Regions from separate parts of the Homo sapiens genome. Here region 2 is linked to region 1. Evidence: read pairs that join two places in POLR2A ChIA-PET (ENCODE). Cell type or tissue: MCF 10A. All regions are shown on one strand. Each heading gives the region's core, and the rest is flanking DNA. Links, peaks and the distances in the headings are about the cores only.

What was found. Peaks named below come from ENCODE experiments on the same cell type or tissue, not always from the same donor. Only the 100,000 strongest peaks of a DNase experiment are listed, where the experiment ranks them.
Region 2: POLR2A ChIA-PET joins it to region 1 with 6 read pairs; 4 of 35 experiments call an interaction of 5 or more read pairs at or near these places.

Annotation. Positions count from the first base shown.
Region 1 is chr2:172,256,701-172,265,033 of GRCh38, reverse strand. All of the region lies in intron 1 of LOC107985960 (a long non-coding RNA gene), which reads right to left. Among named protein-coding and RNA genes, the nearest start is that of DLX2-DT, 160 kb to the right of the region's middle. In MCF 10A, for the core only: no CTCF peak of the experiment used is centred there; a DNase peak (open chromatin) is centred at 3,543.
Region 2 is chr2:172,191,906-172,200,238 of GRCh38, reverse strand. No RefSeq gene overlaps it. Among named protein-coding and RNA genes, the nearest start is that of DLX2-DT, 93 kb to the right of the region's middle. In MCF 10A, for the core only: no CTCF peak of the experiment used is centred there; DNase peaks (open chromatin) are centred at 3,228 and 4,218.

The sequences.
Region 1 (8,333 bases), core at 275-8,274:
CATGTCCTTTATAGGGACATGGGTGAAGCTGGAAACCATCATTCTCAGCAAACTAACACAAGAACAGAAAATCAAACACCACATGTTCTCACTCATAAGTGGGAATTGAACAACGAGAACACTTGGACACAGGAAGGGGAACATCACACACCAGGGCCTGTTGGGGAGTAGGGGGTTGGGGGAGGGAGAGCGTTAGGAGAAATACCTAATGTAAATGATGAGTTGATGGATGCAGCAAACCAACATGGCACATGTATACCTATGTAACAAACCTGCACATTGTGCATATGTACCCTAGAACTTCAAGTATAATTTTAAAAAATAATAATAAATAAACGTGACACCGGGTTGAACCAATCTGTGGGCCCTACGTAAATCAGACACTGCATCTCAACCTTGCCTATAATATCTGCTGCAGTCTGCCATGTTTCCCTATCAGACGGCTCTCTTTCACAAGAAAGCTAGTCTCCTCTCTCCTTTCTTCTGCCTATTAAACTTTCTACTCTTTAACTCACTCCATGTGTGTATGTCCATGTTGTTAACCTTCTCTGCACGAGACGATGAACCACAGGTATTTACCCCAGACAATGATGCCGCTTCAGTGAGGGCTCATGAATGGATTAGTGCCTTATAAAGGGTTGAATGGAACTAGCTTAGGCCACTTTTTGCTCTTCCACTCTTCTACTACGGGAGGACTCAGTAAGAAGATCCTCACCAGACACCAAATTCATTGCTGTTCTGATCTCGGACTTCCCAGTCTCCAGAAATGTGAGAAATAAATTTCTGTTCTTTATAAATTGCCCAGTCTCAGGCATTTTGTTACAGCAGTGCAAATGGACTAAGACAGTCATCAATTCAGCAATCTTTTAGTTATTGCTTGCTATGTGCCAGGGAGTATGCTAATTTATAAAATCTACAAATGGTTATGCTATGAAGTTTGAACTAAAATATTAGCCATCTAATCTTCACACCAAAAATTATTTTAAACACCCAAAATGATAGAAAATATGTATTCCCATTGTTATCTCACTTGTAATTCTTAATCAAGTGCATTCACCTGAGTCATATTGGGAGATTTTTGTTGTTGTTGTTGTTGTTGAGATATGGTCACATCTGTCACCCATGCTGGTATGCAGTGATGCTATCTCAGCTCACTGCAACCTTTGCTTCCCAGGCTCAAGTGATCCTCCTACCTCAGCCTCCCGAGTAGCTGGGACTACAGGGATGCAATACCACACCCAGCTAATTTTTTGTATTTTTAGCAGAGACACGGTTTCATCATGTTTCCCAGGCTAGTCTTGAACTCCTGGGCTCAAGTAATCCTCCCACTTTAGATTCCCAAAGTGCTGGGATTATATGTATGAGGCACCACACCCGGCCTTTGGGATCTTTTTAAAAGTACAGATCCCAAGGTAGCATCCCAGACCCATGAAATCAGGATTTCTAAGAATGGGTCCCAGGTTTTCTAAGAATGGGTCCTTTGAAGATGCACCCACGTCATTACAAAGTTTCTCTCTCATTCAGAGCCACTGATCTGGATGATCTTAATAGTAGCTGAACGGTTGAGATCCACAGTACCTAGTTGCTAATAGCTGGCTAAAAACCAAATTTCTGTATTATTTTAAATTAATTGCCATTGGACGTGGCCACATTTATTGAGCAGGGGCCATGTGATTGGTGGGGTGGCATTTCAGCTAAAGGGGGATCCAAAGCATGATGAACACCATGACCCAAGATGTCCAGAGCAAAAAAGGACAAGGGTCTCAGAGAGGACATGAGGGAAGTAAGACAAGGAGACTACATCAAATGCTTAAGTAGGTGCCCCAGAAATAAGATCAATCCTAGCCACCCAGCGAGTGGCATAGGGAACCACAGACTGTGTCCAAACCTTACTCCCTAGAAAGAGCATCTGCATTCCAGCATTGGTTCAAGCACCAGACCCAGTCAATAGCAGGCCCTGACAGCTTATAGATAGGCAAAGTAGGGGCCATTGTTCCCTACATTTAAAAACTGGGGCAAAAACACTCATGGAGAATTCTATTAGTGTCAGGGAAACCCATTTATATAGAGTTTAATTTTTACAGAGAAAAGTGTAACAGTGAGTGCTTATAAAGTGTCTACTATGGACTCTGTTCTACGTGCTGTAAATGATAGAACCCAATGCTACTATTAGATACCTACTACTTCTAGAACCCTGCAAGTGAGGGGAGCTGGGTCATAATTAAAGCAGCTCCAGAAAGGTTAAAATCCATCGCTTTCATCAACAAGACCCTCTGTGTTTCTGCCCTAGTGGCATGACCCTGACCTTCAGTAAATCAACTTTCAGGCATTCTAGACACGCTGTAGGCCCATACTACACATGCTTGTGTTGATGTTAACAAAGGAGAAGCATTCCCCTTAAGCATGACTATGAGTGTTTATTAACAAAGGACTCTAAAGCAATGCTGTTCAATAAGAATATAACATAAGCCACATAAGTAAGTTTTACATGTAAGTAGCCATGTTAAAATAACTTAAGGGGTGAAATTAATCTTAGTATAGTTTTAACCCAATATTTCTAAAATGTTACTTTAACAAATCCACATGAAAAAATTATTGATGAGACATTTTACATTCTTTTTTTCATGGTAAGTCTTTGAAATCCAGTGTGTATATTATACTCGCAATGCACATCAATTTGGAGTGCTCAGTAACTACGTATGGCTAATGGCTTCCATAATGGATGGTACAACTCCAGAGGAATGGGAACATTAGCTGCTGGAATCATCTCTCAATGCTGACTTGGAAGAATATAAGCTTTATTCCTTTTTTTTTTTTTTAAATAAAAGCCACTTTTTCTTTTAGAATGTCTCCTTGTCCAACCTGCACAATTATTTGGGATCTTTTTGTTTACATTTGAGCAGTCTCTATACACAGAAACTTTTTTTCTAATTGGCTGAATCTAGTCCCATCAGGACTCAAGGACTTTCTTGCTTGAGTCTTCCTGAATTTGGTGACTAGGAGCCTGTCAACTTTTCCAGGGCCTTTGGGGTAACTGATTTGCTTCATAGCCTTTAATAAGTCCAGCAATTTACTCTGTGAAGCGGCCCAACTTTTCAGAACTTGAGATTATACTAATGCAACCCCTTTTGTATATACCAAAGCCCCATGGCCCCTTTGGCTCCAGGCTTGTCTTTCTCTAAAATTTTTCTCAGTCTCTCCTGACATACAAAGACCAGAGTCCAACCCAGCCATCCAACTGCAGATGGTACACAAGTTAATGCAGAGATGATGTTTGGGGTCTATACCTATATTTGACATGCCTACCTCTTTCTTGCACTCCCCTTCCCTTTTTCTCAATTGTTATTACACCTTAGTAAAAAAATTATGTTCAAAAAGTTCCCAGAATTATTCTCCATTGGCCTTTTTAGTTTTAAAACAAACAAACTCTTTGAGAAAGTAGATCAGAATTTTAAAACCTCAAGCTTCAACAAGGAGTGGCCATTCTGACACTTACTCCCATGTATGAACTTGTCTAATATGTTTTTATATCCTGAAACATCATTTGGGTGACTAATATCCCCTGGGATAGGCCAGACATTTGGTTTCTTCGAACCCCACCCAAATTCTCAAGTGGGTCTCAAAAACATGCTGTAGAAAAGCCTGTGCTGATTGTTTTTAATATTCCAGAACCTTTAAAGCTAAAGACAGGTAACCAGAAAGTATTTTCCTCCTTCTGCACTAGCTGGCCTTGACCTAGAGGCTTTGGAAAGACAACGGATACAGAACTTGATGTATTGGTCATGGGCAGCTGTGGTCCATGGAGAAGGAAGAAAGCCCCACCTGCTAGTGAATGTCTTAGCCAAGGAGGGATGTAACTGTCAGGATTTTGAGAAGGACTTGAAAAGAAAAGAATGGGTGGATAAATGACAAAAGAGAGAAAAGGACATGGGTGAGGAGGGCACAGTTGGCTGGGGAAACAAAAAACAATCTCTCCAGAGCATCAGATTTACACCATCAAAAGTACAGAAAGCGGGCCTTAGGCCCCCTTTCAGGATGCCCTTTTTCTTGTTGCCTAGACAGTCCTCCCTCACTGTCTGATTGTTTCCTGGACCCGCAACCTCAGACACCAAAATTCAAGGATGCTCAAGTTCCCTCTATAAAATGGTGTAATATTTGCATATAACCTACAGACATCCTCTTGTATACTTTAAATCATCTCTAGATTACTTATAATACCTATTACAATGTCAATGCTCTGTAAATAGTTGTAGTATATTGTTTGGGAAATAATGACAAGGAAAAAAGTCTGTACAGTTCAATACAGACACAATTCTCTTTTTCGAATATTTTCAATCCTCGGTTAGTTGAATCCAGGGATGCAGAACCTGAGGATATGAAAGGCCAGCTACACTGATTTCGGCTCCCTGCAGGCTCTCCTTTCTTGTTCAAGTCTTTAAAATGCTAAGTATGGAAAAGCTGAGACAAGCTGGGGAGGAAGAGGGGGCAATCGATTATTCTTTGTCAGGCTTCTTCTCTTAAACAATGCTCAGGGCCACCAAGGTCTCAGCAATTTGACATATCTTCCTGCTCTTAGGGCTTGGCCTTCCTTCACTCCCTGCCCCACGATGGGACTCAAGACGTTTAGGGAAGGTGAAGATTTTGCATCTGTCTAGAAAGCAAGTCAGGCGGTTTTTCCCCTGCTCCTTTTAAATCCCGGGATTTTCCATCATTAGCCAGCACATGAATTCTTAAAGAGTTTCTTGCTAATCCCTGTCTAGATGATTCTAGACACACACAACCACAGTAAAGATCTAGGTTGAAGTAAGCAGCCAGCAATATCTTATTCACAAGAGAAATTCTTAAATCTTTTGTTCAAAGATGAGGATGTTTTCTGGGTTTTTTTCTAATGATACACAGAAAAGGGAAGCACATATCTGCAGTAACGAGGGAACCAGCATCACCTGAGGTGCCTGTGGCTGCCCCTTCCCTAAGCTGCCCTGTGAGGAGCGACCATTCTGCTCCATCTGACTCAAGACTCGGGATTATTTCAGCAGCTTGGATGTCTCAGGGCCTATCACCCAAGAGGGGCTGCAGAGGAGGTTAGTGGTGTAAGAAGACAGATCACTATTGTCACAGATCCTAAAGCCTCTACATTCTGGACAAGTCCTTCTGCCTTTTACCTTTCAGAGCACTATCGGCTGTTAGTAGCAGGGACCTGATGATTTTTAAACAATTTATTTTTTGGCATACTTAACTGCTGACCTAAGGAGACTGTTGACAGTTCATGATTTTGTGATTTTAAAACTCCTATGCAGGAGGCTCCCTTCAATCCAAGGTTTACAGCAATATTTAGAAATAGGCCATCGACTGATGAATGGATTTTACAAGGTGGTTATCCATGCCACATTTAGCCACACTATTCAGCCAGGAAAAGGAATGAAGTGCTGATACACGCAACAACATAGATGAAGCTTGAAAACATTATGTGTTTTCAAGTCACAGAAGGCCACATATTGTATGATTCTGTGAAATGCCAAATTGGCAAATCCATAGAGATAGAAGCAGATTCCTGGTTAACAAGGACTGACGGGAGAGAGAAATCAGAGTGACTGCTAACAGATACAAGGTTTCCTTTTGGGGCGATGAAAATATTTTGGAACTAGATCACACTGATGGTTGCACACCATTGAGAATGTACTAAATGTCTCTGATGGTAAATTTTATGTCATGAATTTTATCATATTTTTAAAGAGAGCCTGAGGTTTTTTTGGAAAAAAAAAAAAAAAGGAAACCATCCTAACCCTTACTTTTAGCAAAGGCTGCCATTCCTGAGTTCAGCTTATAATCTTGTACTTCGTTAAATGCTTCTCAGAGTTAATTGACCACCAGTTTTCTCCAATCAACCCCATAAGGGTTATATTTGACTAGGTAATATCAAGTATACTGCCCTTGGTTGGTATTAGTCAGCAAAAGGTTGCTGTCTCAATACAAGCTCACGAAGGCTTCTCACAACGGGGATGGAAAGCAGTCACATGCGATGCTCATCAAGCCAGGAAAAACTACAAGGTTCATTCCGCCCTGGGAATGGCCCTTTACTGGACCACAGCGTCTGTGCCTTTTATTGCCCGCCTCCTTTTGTTAAACATGGAGAGGGATATGGCTGGTATATACATAAATGTGTTTCAGGATAGAACACAAAAACCTGTTAATGTTGTCACCATTGACAAAGGAACTTCTCTTGTTACTTTGTACTTTTTAAATCATTTAAATGTTCTTATCATGTACTTACATGAATTTTATAGTGTATCATTCTACATTTATATTTGCATGTAAATAACACGTATATAAAAAATGCCAGCTAGGTCACTTGACTGTCTCAACTGAGTCTCATGAATTTAAAATTAGAAAACCGTCTGTTGAGGCTGGGTGCGGTGGCTCACGCCTGTAATCCCAGCACTTTGGGAGGCCGAGGTGGGCAGATCACGAGATCAGGAGATCGAGACCATTCTGGCTAACACAGTGAAACCCCGTCTCTACTAAAAATACAAAAAAATTAGCCAGGCATGGTGGTGGGCCCCTGTAGTCCCACCTACTCGGGAGGCTGAGGCAGGAGAATGGCGTGAACCCGGAGGGGTGGAGCTTGCAGTGAGTGGAGATTGCGCCACTGCACTCCAGCCTGGGCGACAGAGCGAGACTCTGTCTCAAAAAAAGAAAACAGTCTGTTGAATCCAAATTGAGAGACATGCTATAAAGCAACTCACTTGGACACTTCAAAAACGTCAGTGACATCAAGAATGAAAAAAAAATGTCAAGAAATGTTCCAGATTAAAGGAAGCTAAAGAGACCTAAAAATAACTGCAATGCATGACCTTGATTGGATCCTGGATCAGAAATTGTTTTAAAATTCTATAAAAAACATTATTGGGACAACTGGGAAATTTCAATGTGTGCCATATATTGGATAACGGCATTCTATCAATCATCAATGTTATATTGTAAGAGATGACAGGAAAATGACTTGCTTTTAGGAGATATATGCTGAAGGGGTAAAGTTTTAGCATGTCTACAACTAACTCTTGTGTATAATTGTGGAAGGTGGGGGAGAGAGTTAAAGCAAATGTAGACTTCTTTAGTTTTTGTTTGTTTGTTTGTTTGTTTTTCTAAGATGCAGTCTCGCTCTGTTGCCCAGGCTGGAGTGCAGTGGCGTGATCTCGGCTCACTGCAACCTCCACCTCCTGGGTTCAAGTGATTCTCTTGCCTCAGCCTCCAGAGTAGCTGGGATTGCAGGCACATACCACCATGCCTGGCTAGTTTTTGTATTTTTAGTAGTGACAGGGTTTCACCATGTTGGCCAGGCTGGTCTCGAACTCCTGACCTCAAGTGATCCACCCACCTTGGCCTCTCAAAGTGCTGGGACCACAGGCGTAAGCCACCATGCCCAGCTTATATGGACTTTTTTGAATTTCTACCTCATAACTGTCCTTAAAAAGAAAAAAGACACTTTGGGAGGCCGAGGCGGGCGGATCACGAGGTCAGGAGATCAAGACCATCCTGGCTAACATGGTGAAACCCCATCTCCACTAAAAATACAAAAAGAAATTAGCTGGGCATGGTGGCAGGTGCCTGTAGTCCCTGCTACTCGGGAGGCTGAGGCAGGAGAATGGCGTGAACCCGGGAGGCAGAGCTTGCAGTGAGCCAAGATCGCGCCACTGCACTCCAGCCTGGGCGACAGAGCGAGACTCCAGTCTCAAAAAAAAAGAGAGAAAAGAAAAATTCTGAATTTTTATTATACTAGCTACAGCAACAACAAACAGAAGCAGTGAAGTTCAAATTCTGAGCCACCAAGCAGAATTTTCAGTATAGTTTCCCTTACCCTTAATTTAATTACAAAACCAACATTCCCAGCAGACAGGGATTTGCTCTTCCCAGGGGCCTCCCCACAGCCAGCCCTGTTGGTCTGCCAAGAGAAGCTGCCAGCTGCCTCCACCCTCTTTGAGCCAATCTGTGCCCCGGGAAAAGCAAGTCACTTGGAGAAGCAGCTTTTCCAGTACAGTTGTATTTTATAAGGTCTACCAGATTTCCATTCCTCCCACCCCATTTATCCTTCACTTTTTTACACACACTTTTTACTATACATAACTGATGATTCAGGGGGTTAATCTGACGTGTGGCAAATCCAGACCCTTGCAGTAATTTATCTCATTGACATAATTATCTGGCTTATGGAACAACCAGTTAGAAATTTTTGTTCCCAAATAGGCAGATCTGGCTTTCTTAACCTCTTTAAGCCTCAGTTTCTCCGTCTCTAGTATGGGGTGGTAATAGTGATACTCACTCCATAGGGCTATTTG
Region 2 (8,333 bases), core at 151-8,150, 65 kb after region 1:
CTTAAGGAAACCAGAGTAAGTTTCTGTTGCTTACAACCAAGAATCCTGGCTGATACACTACCTAACATTTATTGTCTTCTATCTGTCTGGGATTGTTCTTCACCCCACATACACATTATCTCATTTAGTCCTTCCCCAACAAAACCCTATGAGGTAAGATCAGAGCCCAAAATAGAGGCAAAAAGACTAAATAATTTTCCCAACTCATACAAGTAGTTTGGCAGAGCCAGGATATAAAATCAGCCAGTTCGATGCTATAACTAATTCTCTTAAGTATTTCGCTATCTCACAAAAGAAAAAATACTAGGGCTTTTGGAATTATGAAATTGAAAGACAGCTGGGCGTGGTGGCTCACGCTTGTAATCCCAGCCGTCTGGGAGGCTGAGGCGGGCGGATCATGAGGTCAGGAGATCAAGACCACAGTGAAACCCCATCTCTACTAAAAATACAAAAAAATTAGCCGGGCGTGGTGGCAGGTGCCTGTAGTCCTAGCTAATCGGAGAGGCTGAGGCAGGAGAATGGTGTGAACCCAGGAGGCGGAGGTTGCAGTAAGCCGAGATTGCGCCACTGCACTCCAGCCTGGGCGACAGAGCAAGACTCTGTCTCAAAAAAAGGAAATTGAAAGACAAGACTTGAGACATACTCCTAAGGCCTCTGGGCAGATGGAGCTGTGAATTGCAGAAAGAAATCCTGCAATGCTATAAGGAAAATAAAATATTAAAGTGAGATCAGAGACAATTTTGCCATAAGGGTAATGTAGCTTAAGTGCCCTTCATTTGCAAGGGGCCCCTTCCAAAGCCCTAAATTTAATTTTGTATTTATAAATTTGTATTATTTTTCTTAAGGAAATCCTCCAAAATGAGATAGGCTTCACATTCCAGAAAACCTGGATCCATCCCCTGGATGATACCATAAATTTATGAACTAGAGACTTATTTTCTAGCTCCAGGTTTGGATACCAAGAAGGGATTCTTTATAGAGAGACAGAGGCCTACAGAATACAAATAGAAGCACAGACAACCTTGGAGACCACACCTACTCTCCCGTGCCCTGGGGAGAAAAAAGGAGAGTAAGGAATTGTTTCTTACTACCCAGTCAGGGCTCAGTGCACATTTGTGGTATTTCAGGAACCCACAGGTCTCCAGAAAGCTGGCTGCCTTATCTTTCAACAAGAAGAAAGACAGGACATCTGTGCACCCACAGGCACAACAGCAGCAGCAAGGACTGGGGGTGAGTCCTCCTGTTTCAGGCCCAGACAGCCATCAGGCCCTTCTTACAGAACCAGCTAAATGTGGCCCTGACTCTGAGGAGGAGAGGACAGATACCACACCTTCTTGGGGAGACTAGAAGGATCCTGCCTTTATTTAATATGTTGATATTCTGTTCATCATCAATATTTTTTTTTTACCAATTTTGATTGCCCTACAATAGTATTTATCTCATTTATTGAGTTTTTTTGGTATCCCCCTTAAATTTTGTGCCTAAAGTGAGTGTTTCACTTGCCTTACCCTCGTCCTGGCCCTGACTAGGCAGATAATCACCAGGCACGTGAGGAGGGGCGTTTCCCCAGAAAAAATTACAATAACTCATCCAGTCATTTGCTTATATTTTCACCATAGAACTGTAGGCCAGATGCATCAGCCATCTTCATATCTAAGTCTTAGGAGCCTTAATTACTCTAAGGGATACTCAGAAAACCCAAATTGCGTTACTAAGTAGTATTTGTCTGGAAGGTTCTTGGCCTTAGGGCAGGATTGTCTTACTGAGGCAAACAAGGTTTTAGGCCAGTGGTTATTCCTCCCCAGGCTGCACTTAGGAAACTTTTGAAAAAGTTGCCAAGGTTCTACCTCTAGAGATTCTGACTTAATTACTCTGAAGTGACACCTAGGCCGGCTTTTTTAAGAGTTTTATTAAGATATAATTTGCATACCATAAAATTCACCCTTGTAAGTGTAATGATTTTTTATTAAGATATATAGTTGTATAATCAGCAGCACAATCTAGAATATGTAGAACCTTCCCTTCTCCCCAACAAGTCTCCTAGTGCCAATGTGTAGTTAGCCCCCATCCTCACCCCAGCCCCAGGCAGCACTGGTCTGCTCCTAGTCTTTAAAGATTGCAAGCACCAGTATTTTTCAGAAAGTTTTCCAAGTGATTCTAGTGCGCAGACATGGCTAAGAACTACCATTCTAGGCCTGGTCCCATGGCTCACACCTGTAATCCTAGCACTTTGGGAGGCCGAGGTGGGCAGATCACTTGAGGTCAGGAGTTCAAGACCAGCCTGACCAACATGGTGAAACCCCATCTCTATTAAAGATACAAAAGTGGCCGGGCATGGTGGTGGGTGCCTGTAATCCCAGCTACGTGGGAGGCTGAGGCAGGAGAATCACTTGAATCTAGGAGACAGAGGTTGCAGTAAGCTGAAATCACGCCACTGCACTCCAGCCTGGGCAACAAGAGCGAAACGCCATCTCAAAATAAAAATAAAAATAAAAACAAAAACAAGAACTACCATTTTAGACACCATAGAGCTAAACTCTCTCCTTAGTCCTGCCTCACAAAATCTGGATATTTTCTGTTAGAAGTTTTTCTTCTGGAAAAATATATCTTTAATTTCATATAAAAAAGTATTGCAGGAAATAGAATAAGTTTTATGACAAATAGCCTGTAGTCAACTTTGCCAAAATATCATTAAGTGAAAGATGTCTGTACACATATCCACACGCCTATAAGTATGATATGCCTCATTTCTACACAGGCTCAGGATACAGAGTTCTTCTGTTTTACGGTAAAATTAAAAGCTCAGGGTGCTATCATCAAAGTCATAGTCATTTCCTTAAAAATTAACAAAGAAACATTTACCTCAGACTGGAAAATTACAAGGATTACAAAACTATCGTCTTTAGATGTTCAAAAGTTCCTCAGGGGAAAGTTCCAGAGAAGTACAACGTATCTTTATGATTACGTTGCACAAACATGGAGATGATAATGCAGTAGTGCTGGAAAAGCCTAGAACAAACAATCACTGACAAGTTATCAGGTGGAGTTGAGGTCCTTCTGCCATTTTAGGCATGCAGGGCAAGCAAGCACTTGCACAGAGGTGAGCCCGAGGAACAGGAATGAACTTGAAATAATTCACAAAAAATGCCAGCCCCAGAGGTCTAGAAACACGTGTGAGCAAACCACAGCCAGAGGCTGCGGGGTGAGTCAGGGCTTTCTCAACACAAGCAATGCTTCTGCCTTCACGGGCCGAAACAGAGAACCGCAGACACCAACAGCCATCAACGCAGCCAGTGCGTGGGAAATGTTTCGGGGTGCAGTTACAAGACTCCACCCAGACCGCTCCCTAAAATTGCAAAGCTTTAAAACAGTGGCCCTCAGCCAAGAAGGGGCCGTCTTAGGTTAGGCCACTGAAGTTCTCCAGCAACGAGGTAGTCGGCAGTCAAGAGAGAAGCTTCCGAGGGAAAGTAGCCCTTAACTATGGATAAGGAACGTTTGCATTTTAGTGAAGTGGATGGCCCAAAGCCATGCTTTCTCTGCCTTCAGGTTTGAAATTCTCAACATTTACAAAGATATTGGGGGCAAAAGTTATCTCCTCCTCTGATTATCAATGAGTAGTTTCTCTGAATTCATAGTCCACAGGAAAATCTCAAATGACTTTGACAAAATCACCTGAGAAGGGTGAATAAAGAAGGGTGACTGAAGACACGCCACAGCCCACACTCCCCCACACCAAGTCACTAGAAATGACAGAAAATAATTTTAAATAAGTGAATTGGAAACAGTGAAGGTAAATAAAGAAAGGCAGCATCTAGCCAGAAATAATGAGCCATTCCTGAAAGACAGAAGACAGATCAAATCAGAGTAATGAATACAAATCACATCCAGGAGAGGCAGTTGCATGGAGTGGGGATGACTCCTTAAATCAGATGAAGAGGATATTGGGAGCTTGTGCAGACCAGGGTGGTTCTGGGCCACGATCAGAGCTGGTGGGACATCACAGTAGGACCGTCAGGCAGGTGCTCTCATTCACACGCACACAAACACACATGCACACAAACACAAACACATGCACACACACACACATGCACATGCATGCCAAACAGTAGGCACAGCAAGCCCCAGAGGCGTCCATACCCAGTGTTTGCACAGAGAAAGAGAGCAATGTTTCTGGTGGTTGGCCTCACCCAGAAGGAGGGGAAGCATCTTGTCCAGAAGACTCCACTGACTCACCTGCCCGGCCCCATGTCCTGCCCTACTGCCAGACGCAGTGCATTCTCAGACACACCTTCTGGGCCTCTCAAATCAGAAAGGAATACACAATCATAAACCAGGAAAGATTTGAAGAAAACCCTTACTGTGACAGAGAGGATGAATTACAACTAAGAAAAGAACTAACCTTCAAAAATGAAAGTCATCAAAACCCAGCAGGTGGGCTGACCAGCAGATAGACACAGCATAAGATAGACTTAGCAAAGAGGTAGAGTAGAGAAACTCCTCCAGAAAAAATAACAGGATAAAGAGATTAAACGTATGACAAAAACATGGAGGGTACATCCAGAAGAAAGAGAATCTAAGAGAGGAACTCACTAAAGAAATGATAGAAGAAAATTTCCTATAGCTGAGGAAATGCACGTGTCCTTGAATGAAAGGACCAACCTGGACATATTATGGTAAAAGTTCATAATGCCTAAAAACAAAGTACCTAAAATTAACAAGAATCAAATTACTATCTGACTTCCTGTCAACAAACAAATTTCAAGAAGCAATGGAGGCAGTAACATCAGCAGAAATGACAGAGCAAGGACCTCTGGAAATCTTCCCCTCTATATAAATACCATAAGAACACCAAAAATTGTCAAAACCAACTTTTTCAGAACCTGGTAATTAACCAAAGGCTTGCAATAATCTGGGGAGTATTTATTTAAGAAAATGATTAAGGCCAGGCGTGGTGGCTCACACCTGTAATCCCAGCACTTTGGGAAGCTGAGGCGGGTGGATCATGAGGTCAGGAGTTCAAGACCAGCCTGGCCAATATGGTGAAACCCCATCTCTACTAAAAATACAAAAATTAGCCGGGTGTGGTGGCATGCACCTGTAGTCCCAGCTACTTGGGAGGCTGAGGGAGAAGAATTGTATGAACCCAGGAGGCAGAGGTTGCAGTGAGCCGAGATCGCACCACTGTATTCCAGCCTGAGCGACAGAGTGAGACTCCATCTCATAAAAAAAAAAAGGAAAAGAAAAGAAAGAAAATGGTTAAACCTCAGTAACAACAGCAAGCTTTGTGGCATTTTGACTTGCCTTAGTCTCATTCCTCTATCCCCATACTCGTGGTTGCTCTGAAAACCAATAGCCACACAATTATTGTGAAAAACAGTAGCCTAGCAGCCTCTAAAGGGCACAGAAAAAGGTTGGAGCTTCTCCAAATCTTAATTCACATAAACTGTCATTATTTTACCTCCCTGGAAGTTATCTGGAAAAACCCACTCACAGTTTTTATCTTTGACCAGTCTCAGATCTCAGTGCAAATAGCCTTTTCCCTGGGACATTTGTCAAAAGTAGTAGCAATTGTTTAAGATCACAGCTGTCTGAGGCAGTGATAACAGTTGGGGCAAACAAACAAATAATACATGAGCCAAAAAAATTAAAAGGAAAAGCTGGCAAATGAGACACCCATTGGTGGTTTGAAAAGCTCCAAATATTCTCGGGAAACTAGAAGATTACATGAATGCATAGGGATGTGCGCATACCCAGTACCATGTAAATGCCCAGGAAAGACCCCAAAAGACCTTAAGTTCTTACCTCTGTCTGACCTTGGAAGGAAGTTGATACATTAGATTTACTATTAATAGAAAAAGACATTACATCAACTATTTTAAATGTATGCAAGGAACTACAGGAAACCATGTCTAAAGAAAAATATAAGAATGATCAATAAAGAGCTAGAAATCAGGCAGGAAAATTGCTTGAACCTGAAAGGTGGAGGTTGCAGTGTGTGGCTATTAGTTTTCAGAGCAACCATGAGTATGGGGATAGAGGAATGAGACTAAGGCAAGTTAAAATGCCACAAAGCTTGCTGTTGTTACTGAGGTTTAACCATTTTCTTTCTTTTCTTTTCTTTTCCATTTTTTTTTGAGATGGAGTCTCACTCTGTCACTCAGGCTGGAGTGAACTCGGCCAAGATTGCACCACTGCACTCCAGCCTGGGTGACAGAGTGACACTCCATCCAAAAAATAAAAATAAAAAAAGAGAGAGAGCGAGCTAGAAATAGTAAAAACAAACAAACAAAAAAACTAGAAATTCTAGAGTTAAAAAGTACAATAACTGAAATAAAAAATTCATTAGAGGGACTTAACATCAGATTTGGTCAGGCAGAAGAAAGAATAGTAAACTTGAAGATAAGTCAATTAAGATTATACAATTTGAGGAACAGAAAGAACAACAAAAATGAACAGAACTTCAGGGACATGTGGAGCACCATCAAGTATACCAATATGCACCCACTGGAAGTCTCAGAAGAGGGAAGAAAGAGATGGAAAGAATATTTGATAAAATAATAGCTAAAATGTCTAAATTTTATGAAAAACATTAACCTACGCATTCAAGAAGCTTCACAAAATTCAAGTAGAATAAATTCAAAGAGACCTGCACCTAGACACATTATCACCAAATTTTCAAAAGACAAAGAGAATTCTGAAAGGAGGAAAAGCCACACATCATCTACAATGGATCTGCAATAAGATTAACAGCTGATTTCTCATCAGAAATCATGGAGGCCAGAAGGCAGTGGGATGACATATTTAAAGTGACAAAAGAGTTAGGCAGCCAAGATGGCCGAATAGGAATAGCTCCGGTCTACAGCTCCCAGTGTGAGCGACACAGAAGATGGGTGATTTCTGCATTTCCATCTGAGGTACCGGGTTCATCTCACTAGGGAGTGCCAGACAGTGGGCGCAGGACAGTGGGTGCAGCGCACTGTGTGCAAGCCAAAGCAGGGCGAGGCATTGCCTCACTCGGGAAGCACAAGGGGTCAGGGAGTTCCCTTTCCTAGTCAAAGAAAGCAGTGACACATGGCACCTGGAAAGTCGGGTCATTCCCACCCTAATACTGCGCTTTTCCGACGGGCTTAAAAAACGGCGCACCAGGAGATTATATCCTGCACATGGCTCGGAGGGTCCTACGCCCACGGAGTCTCGCTATTGCTAGCACAGCAGACTGAGATCAAACTGCAAGGCGGCAGCGAGGCTGGGGGAGGAGCGCCCGCCATTGCCCAGGCTTGCTTAGGTAAACAAAGCAGCTGGGAAGCTCAAACTGGGTGGAGCCCACCACAGCTCAAGGAGGCCTGCCTGCCTCTGTAGGCTCCACCTCTGGGGGCAGGGCACAGACAAACAAAAAGACAGCAGTAACCCTGCAGACTTAAATGTCCCTGTCTGACAGCTTTGAAGAGAGCAGTGGTTCTCCCAGCATGTAGCTGGAGATCTGAGAACGGGCAGACTGCCTCCTCAAGTGGGTCCCTGACCCCTAACCCCCAAGCAGCCTAACTGGGAGGCACCCCCCAGTAGGGGCAGACTGACACCTCACACGGCCGGGTACTCCTCTGAGACAAAACTTCCAGAGGAATGATCAGACAGCAGCATTCACGGTTCACGAAAATCCACTGTTCTGCAGCCACCGCTGCTGATATCCAGGCAAACAGGGTCTGGAGTGGACCTCTAGCAAACTCCAACAGACCTGCAGCTGAGGGTCGTGTCTGTTAGAAGGAAAACTAACAAACAGAAAGGACATCCACACCAAAAACCCATCTTTACATCACCATCATGAAAGACCAAAAGTAGATAAAACCACAAAGATGAGGAAAAAACAGAGCGGAAAGACTGGAAACTCTAAAAAGCAGAGCGCCTCTCCTCCTCCAAAGGAACACAGTTCCTCACCAGCAACGGAACAAAGCTGGACGGAAAATGACTTTGATGAGTTGAGAGAAGAAGGCTTCAGACGATCAAACTACTCCGAGCTACAGGAGGAAATTCAAACCAAAGGCAAAGCAGTTAAAAACTTTGAAAAAAATTTAGACGAATGTATAACTAGAATAACCAATACAGAGAAGTGCTTAAAGGAGCTGATGGAGCTGAAAGCCAAGGCTCGAGAACTACGTGAAGAATGCAGAAGCCTCAGGAGCCAATGCGATCAACTGGAAGAAAGGGTATCAGTGATGGAAGATGAAATGAATGAAATGAAGCAAGAAGGGAAGTTTAGAGAAAAAAGAATAAAAAGAAATGAACAAAGCCTCCAAGAAATATGGGACTATGTGAAAAGACCAAATCTACGTCTGATT